Linked DNA regions of Mus musculus: region 1 is linked to region 2. Evidence: chromatin loops called from intact Hi-C (ENCODE). Cell type or tissue: left cerebral cortex. All regions are shown on one strand.

Region 1 (5,000 bases), 350 kb before region 2:
TCCATCTATATTATGTATATAATATATGACAAATATATTATACATATATATAAATCCACTCTCTGTAATGCTATTGAAAATCAGAGCTACTTTATACATTTACTAACAGGGGACTGGCTAGAGTATGGAATATCTTTCCTATGGAACATGAGTGTATTCACTAACAAATGTAACAAAAAAATTGATATAGAAGTATCTTTGATAAACAATAGGAAGAAGAAAGCTGTAGATCTTTGAGTTTACTAGAATCATCCCTCTTATTTTAAAATGGGGTATACAATGCATATTATAAAGGACTATGTTATAAAATATGCATCACTTTTGTCTTTATAAGTGGAACTGTGTAGTGGATGTTACTATTATTATTATTTTTTTAATCTACAGACCTCTGAATGAAGTGCTTGAAATATTTGTAATGAATTCTAAGTGTAAGGTAATTATTTATGCTTTAGAGGTATTTTCAAGTTTTCAAATAAATTAACCCGTGAGAAAAAGTTATCAGTGAGGAGAAGAAGCCGGGCAGTGGCGGCGCACGCCTTTAATCCTAGCATTTGGGAGGCAGAGGCAGGCGGGTTTCTGAGTTCGAGGCCAGCCTGGTTTAGAGTGAGTTTCAGGTCAGCCAGAGCTACACAGAGAAACTCTGTCTCTAAAAACCAAAACTAACCAACCAACCAACCAAAACCCCCACAAAAACAAAAACCATAAACAACGCCCCCCCCCCCCGCCAAATTATTAAAGCTTCCAACTTTATATCTTAAAATGTGGAATTTTGGTGATCTGGAAAAACATAAGTACGGGATATATGGCAAACCCATTGATAGGAATCTCACTCATGGAAAGTGGGAAGAAATTGCACTTTTATTTCCCTGCTACTGAGATAAAAAGCTGTGAAGGTTAAATGGAAAAAACATCAACAAGGACTGAGAACCCAAATTAACCCCCAAAATTAACACTTAAACAAAATGGGTGGGGAGTGGAGCGCGACCAAAAGAAAAGGTAGTCTATGATGAAAGTTTGACTTTTGGTCTCTACAGTGGAACTGAAGAAAGCAGCAAAGTCAGGTTGATACAAAGTAGCTGTGATGAATTTTAAAACCCTATTTTAAATATTCTGTGAGGGCTGGAGTGAATTTAATTCTCTTTTCTCTTTCTCTTAGAATGTAACATCTCCCAGGCTACAGGGCCAAATGATACCTGAGACACACACATCCTTTCCTTTTGAAGAGGACTACAACCTGCAACCAGCAAATAAGTATTAGAGAGCCGTGACGTGACTAGTCTCCAACTTGGAAACCGGTCCCAAACTACATAAAACACCTTCCCAGAGCCAAATTCAGCAAACCGGGGAGAGCGAGGGCTACAAGTCAGGAAATAGCGGCTAATCACAGCTTTACAGTCACACGTGTGCAACCCAGACCTGACCCACACCCACTTGGCGGCAAGTGCAAAGCACAGAATTCCAAACCGGAAGACAGCAAAGGAGCTTTCTCAGAGGCCGGGAAGGCAGCTCTTCACATTTTCTGCTCCCACCCCAAAACAGCTTCAGCCTGGCAACCTCCGTCTGCCCAACCCATATCTCTGGGTCCCGCCCGCGGCTTTTTCCCTGGCACCAAGGTGGTCTCCCAGCCGACCAGCTTCAAAGGTTTGAGCGGCTGCCAGCTGCACCTCGGGCACAGAAGAAGGAAGACAGATCACCCGCGCCTAAGGGACAGCACACTCACCTTCATGATCTGTGTGTCCGATTCCGCCGCGGACCCCGCGGACCCCAGCCTCCCGGGGGTCCACAGGAAGCCCCTGGACCTCACTAGCAGCCATTACCTGGCACAGTAGAAAGGGGCGGGCCGTAGGCGGGGCGGAGCGGTGATACACCAATAAAAACGCGCCTGGGGTCGCATGCCGCCTCACTGAGGGAGTTCCTACACGCCTATGCTGTGCCGTCACATTTTGGACCAATCGATTGTGGCGAGCCTAACTAGGTGCCCCGCCCCCAACCGCTGTAGTCCCGCCTCCTTCCGGAGCCGGGAGCGTAAGAACTACAACTTCCAGCATGCCGCGAGGCAGTGGGTAGGCAGCGCTGGACGGGCGCTGACGGGCGGGGGTGCGCCCGCGAGTGCCCCGGCGTGTTCGCTTAGTTCAGTGAATCAGAACAATGACTGCGCCGCCGGGTCCCCGGGAGCGCGTCGCAGGGCTGTGAGCAGCCGCGGCCGGCAGAGCGGCGGGCGGCTCCGCCTCGGCGGTGTAGTGTCAGTGCCGGCTCCGGAGCCCCGGGAGCAGACCCTGCCCAGCGCCGCAGCCCGCGCGATCCGCTGTGCTCCAGCGACACAGCTGCTCTTCGGGAGCGGTGCATTGTTGTGAGCCACTGGAGGGGCGCGGGGATTGCACAGCCCGGAGCCCCTCAACGCCCTTCATAGCCATGTGGATACCTACGGAGCACGAGAAATACGGCGTGGGTGAGTGCTCGCGGGCGAACTTTTACCACGCTCTGGTCCTTGCCCCCACGCAGCTCGCTCCGCTCCAGGCTGCAAATGCCAGGTCTTGGCATTGCACAGCGGGTCCCGGGCTTGGCCGCACCGGCCTCCGGCTGAGGGGCGAGCACTGGGGGGCTCGCTCCTCACCGTGCACTCGGCGCTCCTCGAACCCGATCCCAGAACGTCCGGACTGCCGCTCCGGTCTCTGCTGGCTGGCGGAGTTTGGAGCGGCCGCGGGGCGTGTTGCGTGTCAAGTTGGAAGGGGAAGCCAACAGGGTTTCTCTCCCTTCTACCCCTGCTGGCCCACAGCGGCAGAGAGCTGGCAGTGGGCTGCTAAGATTTCCCGGGGTGATGAGGGAGACCAGGAACCGGCTGCTAGAATACTCCCAAACAGTAGGGAGGCGCGAAGTCCCTGCGGCTGGGGTCGGCATTCCCAGAGTGCAGAGTGTAGCCCCTGTGACAGACGGAGTCGGGACGTAGCCTCCTTCCTCCCTCGCCTCCCGGGTGTTTGGGGTGTGTGTTGCGAGCAGGGGGGTTGGTAAATTTCAACATCTGTGCTCCTGCGCTCTTTGGTCCTTGGAGGGGAACCGAGATTTTGGCAGGGTTTTTACTTCTGGCCACCTTCTCTACCAGGGAATGAGCGCAGTGGGGGTCATAGAGGCCGGCTGGAAAGTGACGAGGGAGAGGAGGGTCAGAAAGCCTGGCTCTTAGAGGCTGGCAGGCAGCTTTAGGAGAGGACTACCCTGGCACTGATTTGAGAGAAAAAGGAACAGGATAGCATTCACTGTTCTGTGCAAAGGTGAACAACAAAGACCATTAATGTTGACTGATGAATACAGGAGGCTCCCTTCCCTTCCCTCCTCCCTTGTCGGTAGGATTACAGTTCCCGTTTTTGTTGTTTGATTTCAGCTGGGTACCCCCCTCCCCCTTTGACAGTCACTCCTTTTAGGGTTGAGACTATTAAGAAGCCAGGCTCACTGACAAGCCCGAATTGGCCAAATGCAATTATAACCTCCCAGAAGGTCTAACAGAAAGAAAGCATTATAGATTTTACTGACAATCTTCATTTCCTATAATGCCCCGTTCTGCCGATTGGCGTTCTTGTTTTTATTGTGGACGGACCTAGTAATTTATATGATACAGAGACGTATTTATGCTCTGACTTCATTCTCCTGTAATTAAAAAAAAATCTGTAAAACCTTTCAGGGGAACCCTAATCACTGCAGATTTTACCTCCCCTACTTTGCCTAGGGATCGGACTTTATCTACTGAAGGGACTCTCTGATTCAACAGTCATGTTTTCCATGAGCTTCCTTTCTGGGCTGTGACTGGTTAGCAAGACAATAGTTTGTCGTGTGCCCACCTTTGCGAAAGGTTTCCAGCTTCTCTTGCCAAAGGGCTCTCCCAGAGTGGTGTAGATAGAGGTTGTTTTCCTCTCTGTTCCCTCCTCTTTTTTTTGGGGGGGGGGGGGATCAGATAACCCTTGCAAGGGAAAAGGCATTTCCTTGTCTGAGGGCTGAGGAACCAGAGGGCACCAGTCTTGACACCTGGTGCAGGAATCTCAGATCCACCCCGGCAACACTGTCCACCTTAGAGTCAATCCCAGTGGTTGTGTTCTTGCAAGTGTTAAATGATACAGGTTATGGATGACATTTATTTTTCCAGATTTCCTTCCGTGCCAGGTCACAGCTGGGTGCTGATATCGATTAGTTTTTCTCTCGCCTTTCTTTACAAGCTGTGGGCAGAGGCTTAAAAACCACTCTGGGATTTCCTGGAATGGCAACCGGATATGATCAGTCAAGTGTTTTGAGCTTGCAGCCAACACCAAGGCTTGGGATGCTGAGCCCGGTAGGGAGGTGAGAGGGTGTGCCTGTTTGGGAAAGGGAGGTGGGAGGTGAGATGAGAGGTGAGAGCACAAAGCGAGCTTCTGCCCCCCCCCATCCCCAAATTGTTGCTGAGGTTCTCATTTCTGCAGTATCACATACTCAAGAATGTTAATCATTGTTTATTACTAAGTTTTGAGCATTTGGCTTGCGGAATGCTTGGTTGTTTTTGAGAACCCATCTGTTAGGCGGGTGTGTGATGAAAATTTTGCTAGGATACTTACCCGTGGACTTTCATTTCTCACCATGGTGAGCAGTATTCGGAGCTGCTTAGATTGAAAAGTCTTTAAAAAAAATTCAGATCTGAGTTATGGTTTCCTATTATTACAGAGAATATATGTTATGCTTGGCTCATAGCGGGTATAGAAGTCAATTTCCTTGTTCTTTGCAAAAAATATGTAACTTACAATACACAAAGTTTCAGTATATAGTGTGTGTTTTTGTAATGATGCCTCTTAAGTATGGCCTTTCATACAAATAGATGTATAACATGATTATATATAAAGTAATATAGTGGATAAAATTACTAAAATTTTATCCTTGTAAATTTTGTACTTGAAAGATAGATATATTAATATATACTCAAGTCTGGTACATAGGAATTCTTTTTAATGATGAATTGATGAGTGAGCATAAAACAATCTACACTT
Region 2 (5,000 bases):
CTCGTATAACCTCAGAGCAGAAACATTTCCTGTTTCCTAAGGAGCCCTGCCACCCTCATCTCCTCTCCCAGTTCCTTCTCTTTGGAGATGAACATAGTAATGCAGCCCCCTCGGCTTATCTCCTCGGCTGGGCCAACAGAAGAGGCCCTTTCCTTTGGTAAAGGAATGACTAGTTTGCACTGTGTTCCTTCTTGTCTTCTATGGGGAATAAGAAGGAAACCTCATAAATCAGGGGCCCTGTTGTAATTACTTGAGCCTAACACCATTAGCTTTGGAGTGTGACAAAGAGCAGAGAAGGTGAGCATTTTGAAAAAGCTGTTCCAACTGCAAACCAGCAGTGATAAACCCAGCTTTATCACATTGAAGCTAATCTCTTTAGCTCCTACTCTAAATGGAAAGTTTTGGATGTTTGCTAGTGGCAATATGGCTCCCGTCACTACCTCCCTGTGAGGTCAGCAGCAGATCCTGCCAGGGGGCCTCTAACTGCTGGTGTTCGGTCAGAGCTTAACTCACAGTTGGTGACAGTGCACACTATTTGACATGACTAACAGGAGGAATTATAATTATTATTTTGTTCTCTGTGTTACAGTTTTTAGCAGACATATGTGAGAGATTGTCATCTGCCAGCTGGGGAGATGTCGGGCTTTGGTTGGTTGTTTTTTTTTTTTTTTTTTTAAGGAGGAATATTCATTTACAAAGTGATCGCTTATTTTTGTTCTGAAAGAACGCAGCAGCTTCTTAACAGAAAGCTATTAGAACAGATCGTCCTTTAATAATGTAAAACCTGCTGTGGGGCTGTTAGATTGTGTTTATGGTACAATTCTTGCTAATTAAAATGATTTTGATGATAATGAGGGAGGTTTGAGTAGCATTGTTTACTTGGCTTTTAAAGACTGCCAGGATCCACAGGAAATGAAAGGCAAGGAGAGAGCCAATGTTATGGATTGGAAATAATAATGCATTCAAGTTAGCGTCAGTGCCCACACAGTATATGAGTCCTTGGGTTCAAGAATGCACACGAGTCAGATAATGGGCAGACAGCGCCTTTGAGAGTTGATCATTAGGTTCCTGACTGACTCATCAGCTAAGGACACCTATAAGATTCCTGGCATTTTCTGTTTCAGAAACTTGTCACTCTTTCAAGTGCATAGCTGTCCGTCCCCCTCTGCCCCCTCCCGCACTAGCCTGTGTCCTTCATATCCTAAGTAGCATCAGCTCCAACAACAATACGTTATCATCTCATGTGTCTGAAGCAGGGACTGCATAATGTACCTGCAGCTTGTATATCCAGGTAGTAAACACTGGAGTTTTATAAAACTTGGTAAAATATTTTAGAGAATTTTAGTAAAATTCAGATTTGTAAATAAATAAATAAATAAGTAAGGTTATTTAATTTAATATTTCCAGTAAACCCATTCCATGATAATAAGCAGACATAAAATTCTCTGGTTTGTGTTTTAAACATAAACAAGAAACATTAAAACTTAATACAGCTGCCAGGAGTGCTTTACTCCCAGCATGGGGGGAGCAGGGACCGGGATTTCTGGGAGTTTGAGTAATGAATTCCAGGCCAGCCAGGACTACATACTAAGGCCAGTCTCAAAAACAAAAACAAGCAAAATGAAACAGAAACCCACAGGAGAGAGAGAGATGCTTTTCGGTTGGTTGGTTTGTTGTTGAAACAGGGTCTCTCTGTATAACTCAAGCTGACCAGGAGCTCATTTTATAGACCAGGCTGGCTTCAGACTCAGAGATTTGCCTGCCCCTGACTTCTGCTGGGACTAAAGGCATGTGCAATCCCACCTAGCAAGAAAAACTCCATAATCCTTCCTTTATGTCCTAGAGAGTACTTTCTTTAGAAAAAGGTATACATGAAATTAAAGAAGATGTCCTTGCTGCCAACCAGCATATTAAATATGTAGGTGATTTGTTACATTTTCTTAATATTTTAGTTAAATAGGCTGATTGCCCACTTGACAGCTAAACTAAGAATAATGGAAACTAACAAGAGAACAACTGGGCATAGTGGTAATTCCAGCTCTTAGAATCTGAGGCAGAAGGATCGGGCTGTGGGTTCAAGGCCAGTATGGGCCACATACAAAACCCTGTCTTAGAAGAAAAAGAAAATAGAATGAAAGAAGAAATTTGAATTGTTGATTATAACCCAAGAATTCCCAGCTTGTCCACTAGTTGTCAGATGTTTAACACAGTGTCAGGTTGAAAATCTGTCGCTGTCATTTAGTCTCCTCATTGTATTATTAAAACAATACTCAGGAGGGAAAAGAATGCATGTGTTCTCTTGACTTGGAGGCATGGAACTTCAACAATGTAAAAGGGCGTGTGTGTGTGTGTGTGTGTGTGTGTGTGTGTGTGTGTGTGCCTGAATACTGAGGAAACACGCAGGTCTGTGCTCTTTTTCACAGAACTTCTATAAGACGGAGCTGAACAAGGAGGAGATGTATATCCGCTACATCCACAAACTCTACGATCTGCATCTCAAGGCGCAGAACTTCACAGGTCAGAGTGCTGGGGACTCAGGTGGGGAAGGGAGCTAGGTACTGATGCGTTTGCTATGGTAACTCCTCTTCCTTTCACAGTTAGGGATGAAGACTCTGACACGTCTCTTCTAAAACCTTAATGAATTTTAATTATGTGTATGCTTCTTAGTGCTGTATTTTCTACTTCATCTATGCATGATTGTTTTGAGATTGCCCTTGGCATTATGGAGTACATACCTCATTACAACACGCTTGTAATGGGGGTTTGCTGTCTTAATTTAAACATGGGGTCTTTATAGACACCCTACTCTGTGCTGTACTTGTAGGATATGTGTTAAATATGGGATATCTATTCACTGGAATGGTCATACCGATTTTAAAGAACTTGTAAAAAGAGCTCTGTGTTTACTAAGATACTGGCTACTTTGATGACTCTCCATTTGTGAAGTTCTCTGGTTCCCTACATTTTTATTCGCCCTGAAGAATTTTACTGCTTAAGAGATTGGCTAGTGGTGCTCTCTTCCATTTCTCTCCATGTAAAGATATCTTTATTGCCCTCTGTAGTCGTCAGCTTTCAGTTATTGAAACGGAGTATATATGATAATCAACTGATGAAGAAGAGAGGTTTGTTTTGGTTCAGGAATTTGAAGGTTTTGGTCCATTGTTAGTTGGCTCTGTCACTTCTGGACTTGTAGCAAAGTAGCTTATAATGGTGGGGAAAGTGCCTGGTACAACCTAACTTCTCATGGTATGACTATGACACAAGAGAAAGAAGAAAGGAGCCTCACAGTCACTTCATGCATGACACTGATAACCCAAGCCTTTCCACCAAGCCATCTCTTTTACAGTTTCCAGCCATCTCTCCACATCACTGATGGAAGGACCAAGATGCTGCTTCTAAGATTTTTATTTTATGTGCTTGTATATGTGTGAGTGAATGCTGTACATGTGCAGGAATCCTCCAAAGAAACAGGAGTGTGTTAGATCCTGTGAAGCTAGAATTACAAGTGGTTGTGATCCACCCGACTTGAATCCTGGGAATGGGAGTCAGATCTACTGGAAGAACAAGTATTCTTAACTCCTGAGCTTTCTCTCGAACCCAGGACCAAGCTTTAACACACAGGGCTTTGATGGACATTGCTGAACCCAACCATAGCACACCCTCATCTCTGAAAGCCATGTGTGCTGTAGTTGGAATTTTAAGTGAATGGTTCTTTCATTTTTACACTGCAAAAGTGTTGTTATTATCTCCTGGACTCCCTGCGTGTGGTGAGAAGTATATAATCTTTTAATGACTGATTGTATGGTGTTTTCTGGTTGCTTTTGAGAATTTGTATTTGGTCTTCGGTAGTTTGATGATGACATACATAGACATGGTTTTCTCGAAGCTTAGTGTGTTTGGTATTGCCATGCTCTTCGGATCTAGAAATCTATTCCCTTCATCAAATCTGAAAAGGTTTTCGGCATTATCTTCTCAAAATATATTTTACATACCAATCCTTTCTTCTAGGACTGCCGTGGAATGAGTATTTGGCCTCTGGTCATTGTTCCCTGAGTCCTGAGACTCTGCCATCCCCCCCCCCCACCTCCCAGCCCCCTGCAACTTCACTTCTGACCATGGTTTAGGGCAGTTAGTTAACTTTGCTTTATGTCAAGCCCACAGATGCTTTCGGTCATCTTCACTCAGCTGACTTGAATTGGGTCTCTCTGCTGAAATGTTTATTTTGTTACCATTCCATTCTAAAAATTTCGTGTTGTTGTTTTCTTCTCATAGCTTCAGTTTCTATGCAAAGAATTCACCTTTTCAGTTGTTCAGGAGTGTTCACATTCACTACATGGAGCATGGTTTCAATAGCTGCTTCCTAGTCTAAGATTCCAAGATGTGAGTCATCGTGGGGTTGGCATCTGTTAATTGCTTTTTCCCTTGGATAGTTATTTAGTTCTGTGGTTTCTTGAATGCCAAGTAATTTTAGATTACATCCTGGACCTTTTGAACATTATGTTACTAGATTCAGCATTCTGTCAAAATTGTTATTTTTAATTTTGGCAATCAGTCCAGTTACGTTTAAAGCTCAGGTCCTGTGCCACCATCTAGAGGTTATGATTCTAATGTCTGATTTTTAAGACCTCGGTACTACATTCCAGTTCTCTGCATGTGCACCACCCAAGGCAGGTCTCCAGTTTTTGCTTATGGTCTGCACTACTGTGTTACTTATGTCTCTCTCAAACTCCTTTTTCTCTCTGATTCCCCATTCTTCCCGTGGCCCAGGCACTCCCAGTTCTTAGTGTTCTGGCTGTGAAGCTGAGGTTGGAAGGTGGAGGAAGCCAGAGAGTTTAAGAGCTCTGTGTCACCGGAAGCCCTGCCCCAGCTCTGTAAGAGAAAAGGTCTTCCGGGACCTGTGGTTGATCCCATTTGCAGAAAGTCTGAGACAGGAGACATAAAAAGAAGAAAATAAAATTAGGCAACCAAACACATCATGATCATCTTCAGGGGTGGCTTTT

What was found. Peaks named below come from ENCODE experiments on the same cell type or tissue, not always from the same donor. Only the 100,000 strongest peaks of a DNase experiment are listed, where the experiment ranks them.
Region 1: it touches region 2 in a loop (3.0-fold over the local background); 4 of 42 quality-filtered maps call a loop at or near these places.

The regions. Positions count from the first base shown.
Region 1 is chr12:40,443,946-40,448,945 of GRCm38, forward strand. It overlaps Zfp277 (zinc finger protein 277), which reads right to left and starts at 1,845. Exons shown (of 12, transcript NM_178845.3): 1 at 1,721-1,845. The coding sequence starts at 1,814. It overlaps Dock4 (dedicator of cytokinesis 4), which reads left to right and starts at 2,108. Exons shown (of 53, transcript NM_172803.2): 1 at 2,108-2,449. The coding sequence starts at 2,413. It overlaps Gm40406 (a long non-coding RNA gene), which reads right to left and starts at 1,714. Exons shown (of 2, transcript XR_872699.3): 1 at 1-1,714. In left cerebral cortex, CTCF peaks have their summits at 2,129 and 2,766; DNase peaks (open chromatin) are centred at 1,526, 1,973, 2,683, 2,893 and 3 more places; H3K4me3 peaks cover 3,912 bases; H3K27ac peaks cover 2,674 bases.
Region 2 is chr12:40,797,234-40,802,233 of GRCm38, forward strand. It overlaps Dock4 (dedicator of cytokinesis 4), which reads left to right. Exons shown (of 53, transcript NM_172803.2): 36 at 2,424-2,517. Among named protein-coding and RNA genes, the nearest start is that of Immp2l, 220 kb to the right of the region's middle. In left cerebral cortex, a CTCF peak has its summit at 2,178; a DNase peak (open chromatin) is centred at 4,401.